2 separate regions of the Mus musculus genome follow, and region 2 is linked to region 1. Evidence: chromatin loops called from intact Hi-C (ENCODE). Cell type or tissue: left cerebral cortex. All regions are shown on one strand. Each heading gives the region's core, and the rest is flanking DNA. Links, peaks and the distances in the headings are about the cores only.

The links. Hi-C counts contacts between places; a loop is a spot of excess contacts. Peaks named below come from ENCODE experiments on the same cell type or tissue, not always from the same donor. Only the 100,000 strongest peaks of a DNase experiment are listed, where the experiment ranks them.
Region 2: it touches region 1 in a loop (6-fold over the local background); 4 of 42 quality-filtered maps call a loop at or near these places.

The regions. Positions count from the first base shown.
Region 1 is chr15:99,194,667-99,203,478 of GRCm38, reverse strand. It overlaps Spats2 (spermatogenesis associated, serine-rich 2), which reads right to left. Exons shown (of 13, transcript NM_139140.1): 9 at 4,213-4,271. Among named protein-coding and RNA genes, the nearest start is that of Kcnh3, 26 kb to the left of the region's middle. In left cerebral cortex, for the core only: a CTCF peak has its summit at 4,526 (motif pointing right); a DNase peak (open chromatin) is centred at 4,525.
Region 2 is chr15:99,121,238-99,130,049 of GRCm38, reverse strand. It overlaps Spats2 (spermatogenesis associated, serine-rich 2), which reads right to left and starts at 3,205. Exons shown (of 13, transcript NM_139140.1): 1 at 3,163-3,205. In left cerebral cortex, for the core only: no CTCF peak of the experiment used is centred there; DNase peaks (open chromatin) are centred at 2,856, 3,344 and 3,878; H3K4me3 peaks cover 2,492 bases; H3K27ac peaks cover 1,623 bases.

The DNA.
Region 1 (8,812 bases), core at 1,529-6,528:
ACATTCTAATAAATATATAGTGATGCCCTGCTAATTATATATTAGTTATCTCTGGGCTTCTTCACAAGAGAACAGGAAATGCATTTACCTAGGTCACTCTATTGTGTGCAGTCAATTCCTAACTGACATATACAGAACTTTACACCCAGGGTCATGAGACAGCTAGCAATGCCGTGCTTGCTTTGTAAGACCATCTGAGCTAAAACCTCAGAAGCTAAGAAAGCCAGGTGCAGTGCACACATGGAGGCCAGATAGCCTCAAATGTGGGTTCTGGAGACTGGGCTCAAGCCCTGTGCCTCTTACTGACTGAGCTATCTCTGAAGATCAACACTCGCACTCGTCTTTCATTCCTTCTGTCTTTTTTTTTTTTTTTTTTTTTTTTTTTTTTTTGGTTTTTCGAGACAGGGTTTCTCAGTGCAGTCCTGGCTGTCCTGAAACTCACCCTGTAGACCAGGCTGGCCTCGAACTCAGAAATCCACCTGCCTCTGCCTCCCAAGTGCTGGGATTAAAGGCATGCATCACCACTGCCCGGCTTCTGTCTTCTATAGTACACTGTAGCTGTCTTCAGACACTCCAGAAGATGGAGTCAGATCTCGTTACGGATGGTTGTGAGCCACCATGTGGTTGCTGGGATTTGAACTCCGGACCTTCGGAAGAGCAGTTGGGTGCTCTTACCCACTAAGTCATCTCACCAGCCCTTCTTTCTGTCTTTTTTTTTTTTTTTTAATTTTTTTTTTATTACGTATTTTCCTCAATTACATTTCCAATGCTATCCCAAAAGTCCCCAATACCCTCCCCTCAACTTCCCTACTCACCCATTCCCATTTTTTTGGCCCTGACGTTCCCCTGGGGCATATAAAGTTTGTGTGTCCAATGGGCCTCTCTTTCCAGAGATGGCCGACTAGGCCATCTTTTGATACATATGCAGCTAGAGTCAAGAGCTCCGGGGTACTGGTTAGTTCATAATGTTGTTCCACCTACAGGGTTGCAGTTCCCTTTAGCTCCTTGGGTTCTTTCTCTAGCTCCTCCATTGGGAGCCCTGTGATCCATCCATTAGCTGACTGTGAGCATCCACTTCTGTGTTTGCTAGGCCCTGCTTTCTGTCTTTTAAAAAAGATTTGTTTCCACGTGTGTGAGTGCTTGCCCACATGTATCTATGTTGGCCATATGTATGCCCTGTGCCTGTGGAGAGCAGAGGAGGTCACGGCACCCCTGGCACTGAAGGTGTGGCATCTGTGAGCCGTCACGTGGGCACTGGAAGCTGAACCTCAGTTTTGGTGAAGATTGAGAGTTCCTAAGTGCTGAGCCAGCTCTCTAGCCTAACACTGATTTTCTTAACAGCTATAAAAGACCTACTTACGGGTTTACTCCCACCTGTCAATCACACCAACCTCAGTTCCTCTCAGCCTCCAGCATTCTGGGATTTCAAGTGCAAAATTACAGATTTCAAGATTGAGAAAATATGTTTTAAGGATTTAAAATTTTTTAAATTTAATTTTATATGTGAGTGTTTTGCCTGCATGTACACCTATGCACCGGCACGGAGACACACAGTAGGACCTACAGAGCTCAGAAGGGGTGCTGGATCTCCTGAAACTGGAGTTACAGGGGGTGGTGAGGCATCATGGCGTGGGTGCTGGGAACTGAACCCTGATTCTCTGGAAGAGCAACTAGTGCTCTTAACCACTGAGTTCCCTCTTCAGCTCTCAATAATGACTTCATACACATCACATGACTCAGAAAACCAACTAGGGCTGTGTGGTTAATAAATGGCTTTGTGATTACAAGCACTGGCTCAAGCAGAGGATCCAGGCTCGAGTACCATCACTCACATGGCAGCTCACAACTGCCCAGAGAGCCCACGCTCTCTTCTGGCCTCTCTGGGCACATGGGACACATGTGATGCTGCACAGACACACATGTACACAAAACACCCCCATACATAAAATGAAATAGTCAATTTTGGTTGACTGTGGGTCCCAGCACTTGGTAAGCAATACAGGTGGATCCTCTGTGAGTTCGAGGCCAGCCTTGTCTACAAAGAGAGTTCTAGGCCAGCCAGGACCCACAGTGAGATCCTGTCTCAAACAAACAAACAAACTAGAAACCAAACACATTTTTTTTGAGAAAAAAAGAAAACAAAAAGATATGATACTGGACAAGTCACATTTTCTCCAAAAGTTTCTTCACATGTCAAATAAAAAATAAAACAAGAAGATGACGTAAGGGTCTCTTGGCAAACCTAGAGGCCTTGTTTTGGCTAGACTGGCTGGACAGTGGGCCCTGTGTCCTACATGTCTGTGTGTCCAGCTCTAGGGTTACAGACCCACACTGCTGTACTCAGTTTTGATGTGGGTACCACAATTTGAACTCAGTGCCTCCTGCTTGTGAAGCAAGCATTTTATCCCACAGGTCATCTCTCGACCCCCTTTCCAGTGCTTGGCTTAGGACGTGGCCTCTCACTGGGGCCTCAGCCCTAAGTGCCAGGCGTTTATTTCCCCTCTCCTTGTCTTTTCTTTTCGTTTCTCGAGACAGGGTTTCCCTGTGTAGCCCTGGCTGTCCTGGAACTCACTCTGTAGACCAGGCTGGCCTCGAACTCAGAAATCCACCTGCCTCTGCCTCCCGAGTGCTGGGATTAAAGGCGTGCGCCACCGCGCCTGGCTTTGTTTCCCCTTTTCCGGGGCTGGAGTTAGATATGTGCCCACACACCCAGCTTCTAACACTTATATTCATGCCAGAACAGCAAGGACTTTATTGGCTGAGCCATCTTCCTAGCTCTCTAAAAGATACACACTTCTTTGTGTGCATATTATATATTTGTATATGATGTTTTGCCTGAAGGTATGTCTGTCTACCCTGTGTATGCCTGGTGCCCATGGAGGTCACAAGAGGGCATCAGATCACTTGGAACTGGAGTTATAGGCAGTTCTTAGCCACCCTGTGGATGTTGGGAATAGAGCCCAGGTCCTCCAGAGGAGCAGTCAGTGCTCTTAACTTCTGACCCACTGCTCTAGCCCCTAAAAGATGTATTTTTAAAAAGTACCTTTTTCTCAAAAGTAAGGATTGTGCCTTTTTACCAGTTTTAGTTTATCTGAACCTTTACCTATAAAAGAACCAAAGGACAAGAGTAGGCTAGATAGCTGGGACATTTAGACATCTCAAGATACACTATTTAGTGCTTATGCATCTACTTCTGAGAAGCAGACAGCATCTCTGCTGTATTCGCCACACTTCCCTGTGCTCAGCGCAGCGGTCTCTGGCCCCACCTGCCATGGCTGTGGCCACAGGCACAATGACTCGTGAGCTACCACCTAACAAAGCATTCCTATCCTTAGTGGTTTGAGGGTAGGTTAAACGACCTTCCCACACAAGTTCGATCTCATGAAGATAAAACCCTCCGCTGGACCATGGGGTCGGCTCAGCGGGGTAAAGCACGGCCATGCACACCTGATCCCAAGTCCCTGGTGGAGGGAGAGAATCGGTTCCGCAAAGCTTTCCTGCACACCGGTGCTGCACACCTGCACGCAAACCCACCATCACGTCTGCCTCTTCTGTGAAAAACCACACCCGGCAAGGCTACGGCGCTCCGATCCTCAACTCTCAGCTCACTGCCTCCCCTTACTCTCTGATTACAGACACTGAATAGGATCATCCTGAAGTGGAAAAACAAAGGAAATCCCACGACAGGAGACAAGGGCACACGCTTAACTGTAGGAGCATGGGAGGTCTTCTCTGACCATCCTGATAATTCTGCTTTATCAAAAAATAAAAATAGTAACAATAAGAAATTCCAAGAAAAGCAAAACAAAAGGCGGCTCAGGCGCCTCCAGGGTGCTTCCTTTTCCTACGGTCGATGCAGACACCGTGATGCAATCTCTTATAAATTAAATTCTACACTCAGAATGCTAAAGATTTGGGGAAAACTTTTAAAACTCGTATGAAGAATTAGTATGTCAGCACAGTACATTAATTGATAAACTCATATTTGTGTGTATACATAAACCATAACTGTAGACTATAACACTAAGCTTTGACTGAGAGGCAGCAACCTATTATTTGTATGGCTGATAGTTTTTAAGTCTCTATGTAGACCAGGCTGGTTTCAAACTCCCAAAGACTGGCCTGCCTCTGCCTTCCAAGTGCTAGAACTGAAGGCTTGCACCACCACGCCCTGGCTCAGTCACAGCTTTAATCAAATATCAATCATCTTACTTGCTTCAGCTTTCACTTTATCCATCTCAGCAAGCAGTGCCACTTCTCGATCCATTAAACTGGGGGGAAAATGAGAAAGAAAAAAGGGTTAGATGAGAAACTCATACCCAAATAGTATACAGTTAATGGAGAACTAGCAACTGTTTCACTAAAAGCATACTGCTAAGAAACAATGTATGGACTGCATGATAGTCTGGTGTCATATTCTCAACAAAGAAGATTTTAAAAAATTGTCAATACAAGGACCCCATTCCCTTTGTTCCTTATCATAGAGCAGGCCAGCTACTGGAAATCAGGAGTTTAGAACCAGCAGATGGCAGCACCAAGCCACAGAACTTTCTTAGTTATGCTAACTTTCAAGTATTCTGGAAATTACTTATTTCCACAATTTCTGGTTTATTCTTTTATTAAAAAAAATATGGTCTCACTATGTATCTTAGCTGTCCTGGAACTCTATGTAGATCAGGCTAGTCTTGAACTCACAGAGATCCACCTGTCTCAGTGTCTTAATTGCTGAGATTAAGGTGTGCACCATGGTGCTGAGCTTGGTTTATATAGTGATACTGTTTCTAGTTTTATAAGGCAGTATGTCTGTAAGGGCATAGGGAAGTGGTCCAATGTGAGGACCAACATACCCAAGGTATGCAAAGTGCTGCGCCAAGTCCAGGGGTGCTATAGTCCTTACAATCAGCCCTTATGATAGAGTACAGCCCTTAGGATACAGTATGACCCTTATGATACAGTGTAGCCCTGACGATACACTATAGCCCTTACAATACAGTGTAACCCTTATGATACAATATGGTACAAACTGATTTAATTTCCTTTCTTTTTTTTTTCTTTTTAAAGATTTATTTATTTTATGTATATGAGTACCCTGTAGCTGTCTTCAGACACACCAGAAGAGGGCGTCAGATTACATTGCAGATAGTTGTGAGCCACCGTGTGGTTGGTGGGAATTGAACTCAAGACCTCTGGAAGAGCAGTCAGTGCTCTTAACCAGAGCCATCTCACCAGCCCATAAACTGATTTCTGATTAAAAAAAATTAATAGTAATCAAAAGGGATGGAATTAAAAGTTTCTTATAGTTTTTTCCCCTTCTTGAGTACTAGGAATCAGACCAAGGGCTCTGTATATGTGGGGCAAGCATGTACTCCTGATTGCTTTCTTTTCTTGCAGTTGGAGGTGGACACAGGGCCTTGTGCGCTATGCTGACACTACCACTGGAGCTTGGCTCCCAGACAAAGTCTTGCTCTGCAGCCTAGGCTGACCTTGAACCCCTCATCTGCTCTTCAGCATCCGGAGTACTTGATTACAGGTGTGTGTTACTAGTTCTGAAGTCACTAATCCTCTATTTCTTAGATCTTATTGTTGGTGGATTTTTAAAATTGCTTTTCTGTGTAGCCCTGCTTGTCCTGAAACTCACAGTATAGACCAGGCTGGCCTGGAACTCAGAGATTCACCTGCCTCTGCCTCCTGGGTGCCCGGATTAAAGGCCTGCACTACTCCATCCAGTTACTTAGACTTTTAGTACACATTATGTGTGTAGTATATGCAGACTGTCAGAATCAGCACGCGGGAGCCCACTCTCTCCTGTCTCCATGTGAGTCCCAGCTAAAATTCAGGCTGCCTGATGTGGTGACAGGTACCTTCACCCACTGAGCCATTCCGTCAGCCTGAAATTTCTCCTTTTTAATAAGACTTGCAAAGGCAATCATATACACATGTACACGCCTATTCAATTTAGCTTACTGCATAATTACACAGCACAAAGTAGTTAGTATAGTGGCTAATGCTGTAAGAAGTGCATTAGCATACAAAGCGGGGTCATTTCAGAGAGGCAAATCCTTCACAGAAGTCCAGTCTGATGACCATGCGCATTAATAAGCAGACTTGCTAATCAAGAGGTGGCTGTGAGGCAGGCTTTGGAATTCCCAGAAGCCATGACTGGGACAGGAGCTGCCAGGCCTACAGCGTCATACTGCCAGCCTCCTGTTGCCAGCTCACCTTAGGATGCACACACTGTGCCTAGCAGGTAACAGGCTCTTTGACAAAGCTTATAAAATATGTACTAAAGACGTCAGGAAAACGAGCAAGCTGCTCACATCCCCTAGCCTTCACTGTCAACCACGTAACTGTACACTGTTGTCCACAAATCAAGTTCTGTGACAGGGCCAGACCTTCCTTGTGACGAGTCTTTCCACTGTAACAATGAAGGGTTATAAACTTTGGTTTCTTAACGATTCACTGGAGAGCATAAGAAAATTCATAGGCAGCACACTGACTAGCAATGCAATATTATGAGAACACCGCTAACGTTCTTCCAGACTGAACACTAGCTGGGCACAGCCAGAGTTAGGTTAGGAATCACAGACACTTTCAACAGGATCCCGCTGTGCACCCAGCCTGCCTGTTTCACTCTCCTTTAGGAGGACAATGTAGCAACCAACTATACTCGATCTGGACTTTCCACTAAGCAACTTTTACAGCTTAAGCCTATGCATCACTGACCTTAAACTATGAATTCGCACACCCGACCTACAGTGAGGCATGTAGAGAGTAATGCACATATTTATGACAAATACAGAGGTAGAAAGCAACCTCATGATGAATATCCACTGCACACATTCATGGAAAATATTGAACATAATGTTTGGCTACTGCTTGATTACAAACAATACCTGTAACACTGTTCGCCATCTGGATCAATTGGACTCAATGACTTAATCCATTGTAAAACTCTTTTTAAAAAGATTTCTATACAGTATCCCTTATTTCTTCTACATGTGAAGTTTTCTGTACTGTTCAATAAAGGAGAGAGCAAAGCCCTTTTAGGGACAGACACACATATACAACCTTTTTTTTTTGGTATCTTTTATCTTTTTCTGTATGAATGTCTTGCCTTGCATGTATGTCTGTTTGCCGTGTGTGTGTGTGTGTGTGTGTGTGTGTGTGTGTGTGTGTGTGTGTGCCTGATTCCTGTAGAGTTCAGCAGAGGGCACCAGGTCCCCTAGTATAGGAGTTACAGGCAGACAGGAGCCACTGTGGGTGCTGGGAACCAAACCAGGTCCTCTGCAAGAACTGTGGAGTCATCTCTCCAGTCCCCTTACGCTCACTCCTGCTTAGGTGACAGCAGGGGGACACTGGTTTCTCCCTCCTTATTAGTCACCAATGTGCTCAGTCCATGCAACTGACAGCATGAGCCCTCTCTTAAAGAGTTAGTTTACATTTCCATACCAAAGACCAATCAAAACTTAGTAAAAGTTTGCTTTGCAAGTCCAAGGACCTGCATCCACTTGACAGAACTCATGTAAAATGCTGGGCATGGAGACTCACACTTGTAACTCCAGGGCTGGGGGGCAGACACTAGTACTTACATGCTTGGGACTGTTAGCTGGCCAATCCAGCTTAACTGGTGAGTTCTATGCCCATGAGAGATCCTCCCCGAGTAGAGGTGGATAAAACTGGGCTCACACCTTTAATCCTAGCACTCTGGAGGAAGAGGCAAGCAGACCTCTGTGGGTTCAAGGCCAGCATGGTCCTCACAACAGGTATCAGGGCTAGCCAAGGCTACCTATAAAACCAAACCAAAACACCAAAACTCAAATCTGCATACACACACACACACACACACACACACACACACACACACACACACACACACACACGGAGGTAGACAGGGGCTGGAAAGATGACTCAGTGTATAAAGCAGTGGCTGCTCTTTTCAGAGGACCCAGGTTCAATCCCCAGCACCCACACAGAGGCTCCCAACTGTTCAGGAGATCCCATGCCCCCTTCTGATTGCAACAGCCACCACACACACATGTGAGACACAGACACATATGCAGGCAAAACATTCATACACTTAAAATACATCTAATTTTTAAAAAACATTAAAAAAAAAAAGAGACCGAGTTCCTAAGGAGGGATCTTGAGGCTGCTCCCTGCACATGCACACATGCACCCCCTCCCACCCAGTGCACATAAATGCATTTCAAAGACCAATGAAAAGTAGCAATTACTTTCTTTTGTTTGTCATGTTGCCACGGCAACATCTACTGAACTATCTTGGCCTTGGTTCCGAGTTAACGGGAGTGGGAAACAGAGCTTGAAGGAGCTGGATCAGGATTTCTAACTTCCCATTAAAGAGTTTACAGCTCTTTATGATAGAAAAATAAACATTAAAGTTAGCAACAGCTCTCGTTACAGGTACCCGACAAGATGGCTTCACGGCTGCTAAGAATGCCGTCTTCTTAGGTTGTTCATTTAAGGAAGGCACCCCGGACAGTGTTATGCAATTTCCAAACACTCTACCAGCACACACAGGCATGTACACCACGGGTCTATCCTTTTACATTTTCAATATTTTTCAAAGTTTCATCGTAAGAGGTTGGAGAAATGCGTTTACTACAGTCAGAGAAGATGGACGTCGGATTAGAAACCTTAGGTAGCAGGGGAGAGAGGCTCCTTTTTTTACACAAGCAAAACCAATAATTTATTGTAACTCAACTTTCTAAAACAGACATTTAACTAGATCTTCCTATCTGTCGCTGACCTAAACAGTGGTTCTGGAATGTAATGGTGGCCGAGAGATTAGGAA
Region 2 (8,812 bases), core at 1,580-6,579, 73 kb after region 1:
ACACACAGACAGACAGACAGACACACACGCGCGCACGCACGCACGCACGCAAGCACACAATCTGTTTTGAAAAGGGTGAGTAGGCCAGTTCATTCCTGCAACACCAACAGTTGGGGGGCTGAGGTGGGAGGAAAGCCTGAGCTATAGATGAAACCTGGGAAACCTGTATCAGAACAAGAGAGGACCCGAGCACCTGGATGCTCGGCGGTGGCGGTGGCGGCAGCAGGAGTCAGAGGTGGATGGCTCTCTGTTGAGGTTGAGGCCAGCCTCCAACAGAGCTCCCAGTCAGCCAGGGCTACAGTGAGAATGCCTCAGAAGAAAAAAGAGAACACAAGAGAAGAGGGGCACGCACGTGTCTCAGTCAGTTGACAGAGTGCACGAAGCCCTAGGTTCCATGCCTCCTGAATGGGGCACGGCTGCAGCTGCGTGTGTCTGTAATCCCCTATAATCCTGGCCCGCAGGAGGTGGGAGCGGGAGGACTGAAAAATTAAAGAAGCCGTGCAAACAGAGACAGGTCTGGATCCTGCTTCCTTACTCACTCATTCTGTGACCGTAGCAAACTATATTTCATCTCTAAATTTATTGATTTTGTTATTGTTCTTGTTGTTTTTAGTTTTTCTAAACAAGATTTCTCTGTGTAGCCCTGGCTATCATAAAAATCACTCTGTAGCCCAGGCTAGCCTCAAACTCAGAGATCTGCCAGCCTCTGCCTCCCAGGTGCTGGGATTAGAGAGGTGGGCCACGGCTGCCTGGCTTTTTTTTTTTTTTTAATCTCTAAATTTATAAAGAGAATTATATTAAATGTGATGACTAATGAGATTATACATGAAAGAGCAATCTTAGCACTTCACCTAGCACTTTTACAAGGTCAGGAGCCACACTTCACCAGTGACACTACTCTCTCCTGGCTTTGACCTGGAGGTGAGGGGTGAGACGGGGCCTCCTATACTGCAAGTCCAGGATGATCTCAAACTACGTACGCAAAGGTGGAGGCCCTTGAGCCTCTGACCCTCAGGCCTTTAACTTCCCAAGGGCTGAGATTACACTCCTGCACCGGTACCTCTGGCTTCTCACTTGACCCTTGTAGAAGGAAAGAACCATTTATCCAGGCATGGCTGCCTCATGTGCCTGTAACCCCACAACTCTGGAGACTGAGAGAGAATTAAGAATCACAGGCCAGCTTGGGTTACAGAGTGATAGCGATTCTAGAAGAGACCTGACAAATGGTTCTAGGGGTTAAGTGTGTGTACTGCTCTTGCAGAGGATCAGAGTTCGAGTCCCAGTAACCACCTCAGGAGACTCATCTCCAGTTCCAGGGAATCCCAACCCCTCTTCTAGCCTCTGGGGACACTGCACTAGAATGCACAAAAACACTGACACACACCTCATTTAAAATAAGAAGAATTTTTTTTCTAATTTTTAAGGTTTTTTTCATTTATTTTTATTTTTTTGTTTTCCAAGATATGATTTCTGTGCACGGCCCTGGCTGTCCTGGAATTCATTTTGTAAACCAGGCTGGCCTCGAACTCACAGAGATCTGCCTGCTTCTGCCTCCTGAGTGCTGGGATTAAAAGCATGCATGGCCACCATCAGGCTATAAGTAAGAATTTTTAAAGGTACATTTTAGGTCATGATTTTTTTTGATATTTAGAAGGTGGCCTAATGCTGCCCGCTATCAGAAACACAGCTGAAAACTATAAACGGATGACTGCCCAGAAATTTTAGTTTAGATGAGTCAGCAAAACTTCACGTCTCACCAATGAAAAGCTTAACGCACACATCTATGAATGCATAATGATAATAATAGCTTCAGAATCAGTGATCTTCCAGTCAGTGCTGTATCAAATTTGGCCTGGAAATTAAAGTATAAAGAAGATACAGGCCCAGCCTCACAGCTGTAATCCCAGCAGCTGGGAGTCTGAGGCAAAAGAACTTTACTTCAAAGGCTAACTGGGGTTACACAATAGGTCACAAGCCAGCCTAGGTTACTGATAAAGACTAAGACCACCCCCAAGGGGGGAGTCTGGGGGGGGGGGTGGAATGCAAAGTCCATAACCCTGAAATACTTATTCACAGGACTCCCAAACCACCTTAACTCAAAAATACGAGAATGTGGAGGCAGTTTGACCACTAGGAATCAGCATCCCTGAACAATTTCTAAAAACAAAAAACCGAAACTCTCTTCCCCCAAGCACAAAACCAGAATTAGAAGGTTTATGAACATTTTTTTTTCAAGCCGGAACATTTCTCAATGGGAAACAAAAATTCCAACAAAGGACAGACAACTTAAATTTAAAAAGAAAAAAAAAATCACAGTTATTCATTACTTTTCAAACCAAACATCTTCAACTCCGCAGTATCGCTGACCTCGCTCATGGTAGAGTACTGCCGGCAGTGTGTTCTCTCTTGCTTCAATAAATACGGAGAAATTATATACAGTAGTCTGCTGAGCTGATCGAGAATAAATATTACAGTTTTGCCTTACAACAAAATGAACTATAAATAATAATAATAAAATTACTGGGAGAAGGGCTTGCATGCCTTAGCAAGGGGCCAAGACTAACCCACTCCCTAAAAAAAAAAAAAAATAGAATCATCTTGGATGAATTAGGAGACGAAGACCCTCTAGTGCACCTCTATCCTAGGCTCTGGTTTAATTCAAAACCAAACTCGTATTTCTTTGCCTCTCTTTGCCTTTTCTAGTCCGGTTTCCTCTCAAATTCCGAAATTGTCCTTCTACCCTTTAAGTCCCATGATGGCACTTGCGTCCTGACACAATGCAGAAGACTTTACACATGCCCATCTCGCCGTACTTCACATTTCAATCGACCCATTATTTCATTCTTTCCGATCCCGCACGTAGTTTCTGAAATCTAGGACCGCACACACGCTCTCGCCAGAGTCCCCCTCACTCCATTGTTTCTCCGGCCTATCCTCTGGAAACTCCCCAACTCGGACCCGTGTGCTTCGCTCGCCCCTTTAACCCCAGAAACCCGCGGCCCTCTCCACACTGCGGGAACCAAAGGGCTCCCGGTCCCCCTCCTCTCGGTACCCCAACCCCCAACAACTGCCCCTTCCCTCTTTCCCCTTCCTCGAGCCCTCCCTCCACCTCCGGCCCCTCTCGCCCCCGCCACCCACTTCACCCAACACCCCCAGCCTTACCTAGCCCGGGCTCCCTGCAGCCGCCGCGTCCCCCCAGTTCCGGGCTCTGCGTTCCGGACGCTCCCGGGTCTGGGATGAGGAAAGAAGAGCCTCCGCCTCCTCCTCGCCCTCGTCCTCGGGAGCCGCCGCCGTCGCTGCCGCGCTCCTCCCCCAGCTCGCCCGAGGCCCGACGCCGAGCCGCCCCGCCCCCACCGCCGCCTTCCCCGCGTCCCTCGTCCGCCGGGCGGCCGGCAGAGCCTCGCAGGCGCGGCTGGGGCCGGAGTGCCCGCGGATCCACAGCGACCCTCGTCCGCCCGCACTCGCGCCGCCGCTCGCCCCTCTCGCCCCGCCTCGGAGCCCGCGCGTGCGCGCGCGCTCGTACTCGTGCATGCGCCCCCCGCCAGCCGGAGCGCAGGGCGCGCGCTCGCGCCGGCGCGACCCCGATGCGCCGCACGCGGGAGACCGGAGCCGAGGGGACCGGGGCGCGCGGCCGGGTTACCGCTCCTCTCAGGCGCTCTCCCTTCGCGCGGGGTTCGCGCGCCTGAGTTGCGGGAGACGGGGAATTAATTCACTGAGGGGTTGAAGGAGCGGGTCAGGGGCCAAACGGGAAGGAACGGCGGCGAGACGAGCAGGGCGCGTACTCGCGTCCGCGTGCGGGAAAGGCGACCTAAAGCGGCCGGGCTAGGAGTGGGCGCCAGCGTGCCCCTAAGTGACGAGCCGAGCGGGAACTGACGGAAAGAGCCGAAACTCACCGGAGGTGGCCGAAGATTCCCAATGGGATCCTAGAGCCTTTCGCTCCAGGTCTGCAGGCACGTCCGCCCTCTCTAGCAGGGAACAATTCAGCCGCTCACTCCCTTTAACTTTGCCCGCCTCCGGACCTACCTTCTGCTCCTAAAGGTTATTTCAGAGCCACCTGGCCACCCAGCCTGATGGGAGAGGTTCTGGAGAGAGGATGTGCGAGCGAACGACCTCACACTTCCTGCATCCCTCTACGTGGCTGTGATTAGGAAGGGCTGTTGTCGAATCTTTCTGTTAAATACCTAACTTCGTAATCAGGGCTCGAAATCTCCAGCCTCTCCAGAGCCAGATCATCGCTAGTATTGATGTATCTTTTGAGTTAGTGTCTTACCGGTTCTGATCAGGAGAGAGAGGTTAGGAAGGGCATGTCCAACCACATTCAAGCCAAGGAACTTAAATATGAGACCTGTTTTGGCGGTTATTTTTAAAATCTAAATAGTGAACTTTGTGGAAGACAATCATGTCACAATATCAAAAGGTTGGATACGCCTGGTAGAGGCTGAGTTTTCGACTAAATCATCACTGAAAATATTCATCACCATCTACTTCTCACTTCCTTTGAAGCCAAGCAAAGGGGCTTTGAATAGTCAGAACCACCTCAAGTGCGTGCTTATAGATGTGTGCTACAGGCAGAGCACAGTATATCCATATGTTTTATCACTCCAGTCTTAGATCATATAATTGACCATGGGACAGTATGTGTCTGCCAAGTCAGATGTCTTCATCGGATCCTTGTTCTTTTTGCTGTGCACTGTTTTTATTTTTGTTTATTGTGACAAGATCTGGCCATGTAGCTCTCTGCTGGCCTCCAACTCTGGAACTTCCTGCCTCAGCCTCCTGATCACTAGGAAATCCGAGGCTTATACCGTGCTGGAAGAGCACTGCTGCCCCTCCCCACCCACCCCCAACCTTAAACATGCTAGGCGCAGTTCTTTTTTCATGTAATGTTAATATTTTTTGATTGATTGAACTTGTGTGTCTTGCCTGCGTGTATGTATACCATATACCTGGTGCCAGCAGAATTCAAAGGAGGACAACAGATCAAGACCTGAAGTTCTGAATGGTTGTGAGCCACCCTGTGGATTCTGGGGATCAAGTTCATAACTGCCCTCCCCTGGGCACCGTTCTTTATATAAGAATAAAAGGTATTGGGCCGTGTACAGCAGCACACACTATAACTGCAGCACTCAGGAGCCTGAGGCAGAAGGATTGTGAGTTCGAACCCATCCTGGGATGCATAGCAAGACACTGTTTTTAGTTTTTAATTTTTTTTTTTAGATTTATTTATTTATTATATGTAAGTACACTGTAGCTATCTAGGACACCCCAGAAGAGGGCATCAGATGTCATTATGGATGGTTGTGCGCCACCATGTAGTTGTTGGGATTTGAACTCAGAACCTCTGGAAGAGCAGTCAGTGCTCTTAACTGCTGAGCCATCTCTCCAGCCCCTAGCACTGTTTTTTTTAAAAAGAAGCAAGTTACTGGGTGTAACAGTACATTCTAATCCCAGCACTCAAGAGGTGGGTGGATCTCTATGAGTTCAAATCCAGCCTGGTCTCCATAGTGAGTACCAGGTGCCCAATTTTTTGTGTTTCTTAACTTTGCACAGATAAAAGTTAAAGAATTTGGAGCCAAACCAGTTGTGGTGATGCACATCTGTATTTCCAATACTCAAAAGGCTGCGAGTAGAAGAGGCTCAAGTTTCAGACCAGCCTGAAACTGTATAGTGAGCTCTAACAAGCCTGAGATAGAGCAAGGCTCTCAAACTCCGGAAGTGCAGGCTGAAGAAATAACACGGTGATTGCATGCAAATGCACTGCTCTTCCAGAGGAGCTGAATTCAGTTCCCAGCACCCATACCAGGTTGCTGATAACCACCTGTAACTTTAGCTCTGGGGGCATCCAGTGCCCTGGCTTCTGTGGGCACCCGCACTCCTGTACACACACACAGAGACACATACAAATAATTTAAAAAAATAAATTTACCTGGGCATGGTTGTAGTCCCAGCTTTCGGGGGCAGAGACAGGCAGATCTCTTGTGAGTTCTAGGCCAGCCTGGTCTACAGAGCAAGTTCCAGGACAACCAGGACTAGACAGAGAAACCCTGTCTTGAAATTAATTAACTTTAAAATAGACACTGAGAGATGACTCAGCGGTTAAGAGCACTGACTGCTCTTCCAGAGGTCCTAAGTTCACTTGCCAGCAACCACATGGTGGCTCACAACCATCTGCAATGGGATCCGATGCCCTCTTGAGGTGTGTCTGAAGATAGCTACAGTGTACTCATACACATAAATAATTCAAAACAATAAAAATAAAAATGAACTCCAAAGCACACAGCCTTAATTAGTACACGCCCAATGCACTCCAAACGTGGTTTTACAGATTGAAAGGGCAAATAGCAGAGCTGAGGAAATAGTTCTGTTAGTGAACTGCTGCCACACACACACACACAAGGACCAGGATTAGTCAATCCCTGCAGCCCCATTTGAGACAAAACCCAAACCAGGAGTGCCAGCTTGCACTTGCAATCTCAGCCTGGGGGGATTGTTGGGGCATGGAGCTGGGAGAATTCCTGAGGTCTACCAGCCCGCCAGCTTACTTTGCACATTCAGGGCCAGTTTTTGTCTCAAAAAGCTACAAATGAGCAAGGTGTATGTAGCAGCTCCGCCCTGAATCCCAGCACTCAATGACGAAGCAGGTGGATCTCCATGGCTTGGAGCCCACTTCCTAAGCTACATAGTGAGTTCCAGGCCTGCAAAGCTACATAGTGAGATCATGTCTTTTTTTTTTTTGGTTTTTCGAGACAGGGTTTCTCTGTGTAGCCCTGGCTGTCCTGGAACTCACTTTGTAGACCAGGCTGGCCTCGAACTCAAAAATCTGCCTGCTTCTGCCTCCCAAGTGCTGGGATTAAAGGCATGCGCCACCATGCCCGAGATCCTGTCTGTCTTGAATGAGTAAGTTAATTCATTAATTAAATAGTTTGGCCTATAGACACACGGGAGTTGCGGGGGGAGAAGAGAGAAAGAGAGAGAGAGAGACTAGATCATCTGCCTACTTAAGACACTAAATCTAGTATCAACTGATTAATGAAACTATATACAAATATAAAATAGAAGCAAGCCATTCAAATATTTGTTCTCTTTGCTCTCACTGATCCGATGTAAGAACCCAGCAGATGGTGGTCATCATCCAGGCATCATTGAAAACAAACCCAGCACCGCCCCTAATGAGAGGAGCCAGCTCTAAAGGGAGACAGTGCTGCTGAAAAAGCATAATGATGCAATACCTTGAATTGGGGAAGTGCAGAATAACATGGGATCACAAAGAAGAGTGATTTTTTTTTTGTTGTTTTTTGGGGGTTTTTGGTTTTTCAAGACAGGGTTTCTCTGTATAGCCCTGGTTGTCCTGGAGCTCACTTTGTAGACCAGGCTGGCCTCAAACTCAGAAATCTGCCTGCCTCTGCCTCCCGAGTGCTGGGATTAAAGGCGTGCGCCACCACGCCCGGCTAAAGAAGAGTGATTTTCCTACACTTTCCTCATAGAGTAGGAACAGAATATTAAAGCCCTCATCAGTAAGACTTCTTCTGTTCCTTGTCCACTGACGTCACCATCTAAGGCCATTCAGGAAACGCATGAAGCTGTTATTGTTGCAACACGAATACAAGTTCATTCCATGCCATAGTGTCCCCATTCCTTAAATCTACTCTGCTGGGATTGTGGCCATAGCTCAGTAGGTAAGAGAGTACTTGCTTTGTAAGCATGAAGACCTGGGTTCAAATCCCCAGCACCCACATAAAAAGCCAGGAATAGCAGAACACAGAACACGCTTATAGCCCCAAAATTGAGAGGCAAAGACAAGGTAGAGCAACATCTGAGGTTTTCCTCAGGACTCCTCATGTGTGGCACTCCCACATGTGTGCGCACGCTTGCACACACACACACACACACACTCACAAATCACTATAATACTGTATTTAGTATGTCTTCATAGTAAAATTCTGAGTAGTTGAGTGGAGTGCTCAGTCCCTTGGGTGACAACAGAAAAAGTCTCCTCACAAGATTTACTTTTTAAAACTCTGGCCTTTAGAGGCTGGAGAGATGGCTCAGCAGTTAAGAGCACTGACTGCTCTTCCAGAGGTCCTGAGTTCAATTCCCAGTAACCACATAGTAGCTCACAACCATCTGTAATTCTAGCTTTAGGGCTCCTAACACCCTCACCCAGACATACATGCAGACAAAACACCAATGCACATAAAATAAAAATATATCATTAAAAAAAATAACATCCAGCAAAGTATAATAGCGCACACCTTTAATCCCAGCCCTTGGGAGGAGGCAGAGGCAGGTGGATTTCTATGAGTTTGAGGCCAGTCAGTTCCAGTCCAACCAAGGTTACCCTGTCTCAAAACATAAAGCTGACATCCAAGGTCTCAGGCTATAGCTCAGTGGCAGAACAGTAGCCAAGTCTAAAGCAGGAAGATCAGCAGCTCCTGAGCAGCCTGAGCTACATGAGAAGGCCGTGACTGGAATACACAGGGCTGGGGACATTGTCCTGTGAGAGCACTTGCCTAGCAAGCGTGAGGCCCTGAGTTTGATCCCTGGCACTGCAAAAAGAAAACGTTAAGTTTCTAGTGATGCCGACTGAAGCTGCAAATCATAACAGGCACAAAAGGAGCAGAGAAGAGCTACGAGCCTGTGGTTCTGCTTTGCCTGTGCTGCCTACCTCTGTGTGTGTGTGTGTGTGTGTGTGTGTGTGTGTGTGTGTGTGTGTGTGTGTGTGTGAGTGTGCCCTTGCGTTTGTATGTGACTCAACATCTATGCAGGTGCACACGGAGAGAGGCCAGAGGATTCACTTTCCTCCTCCTCCTCT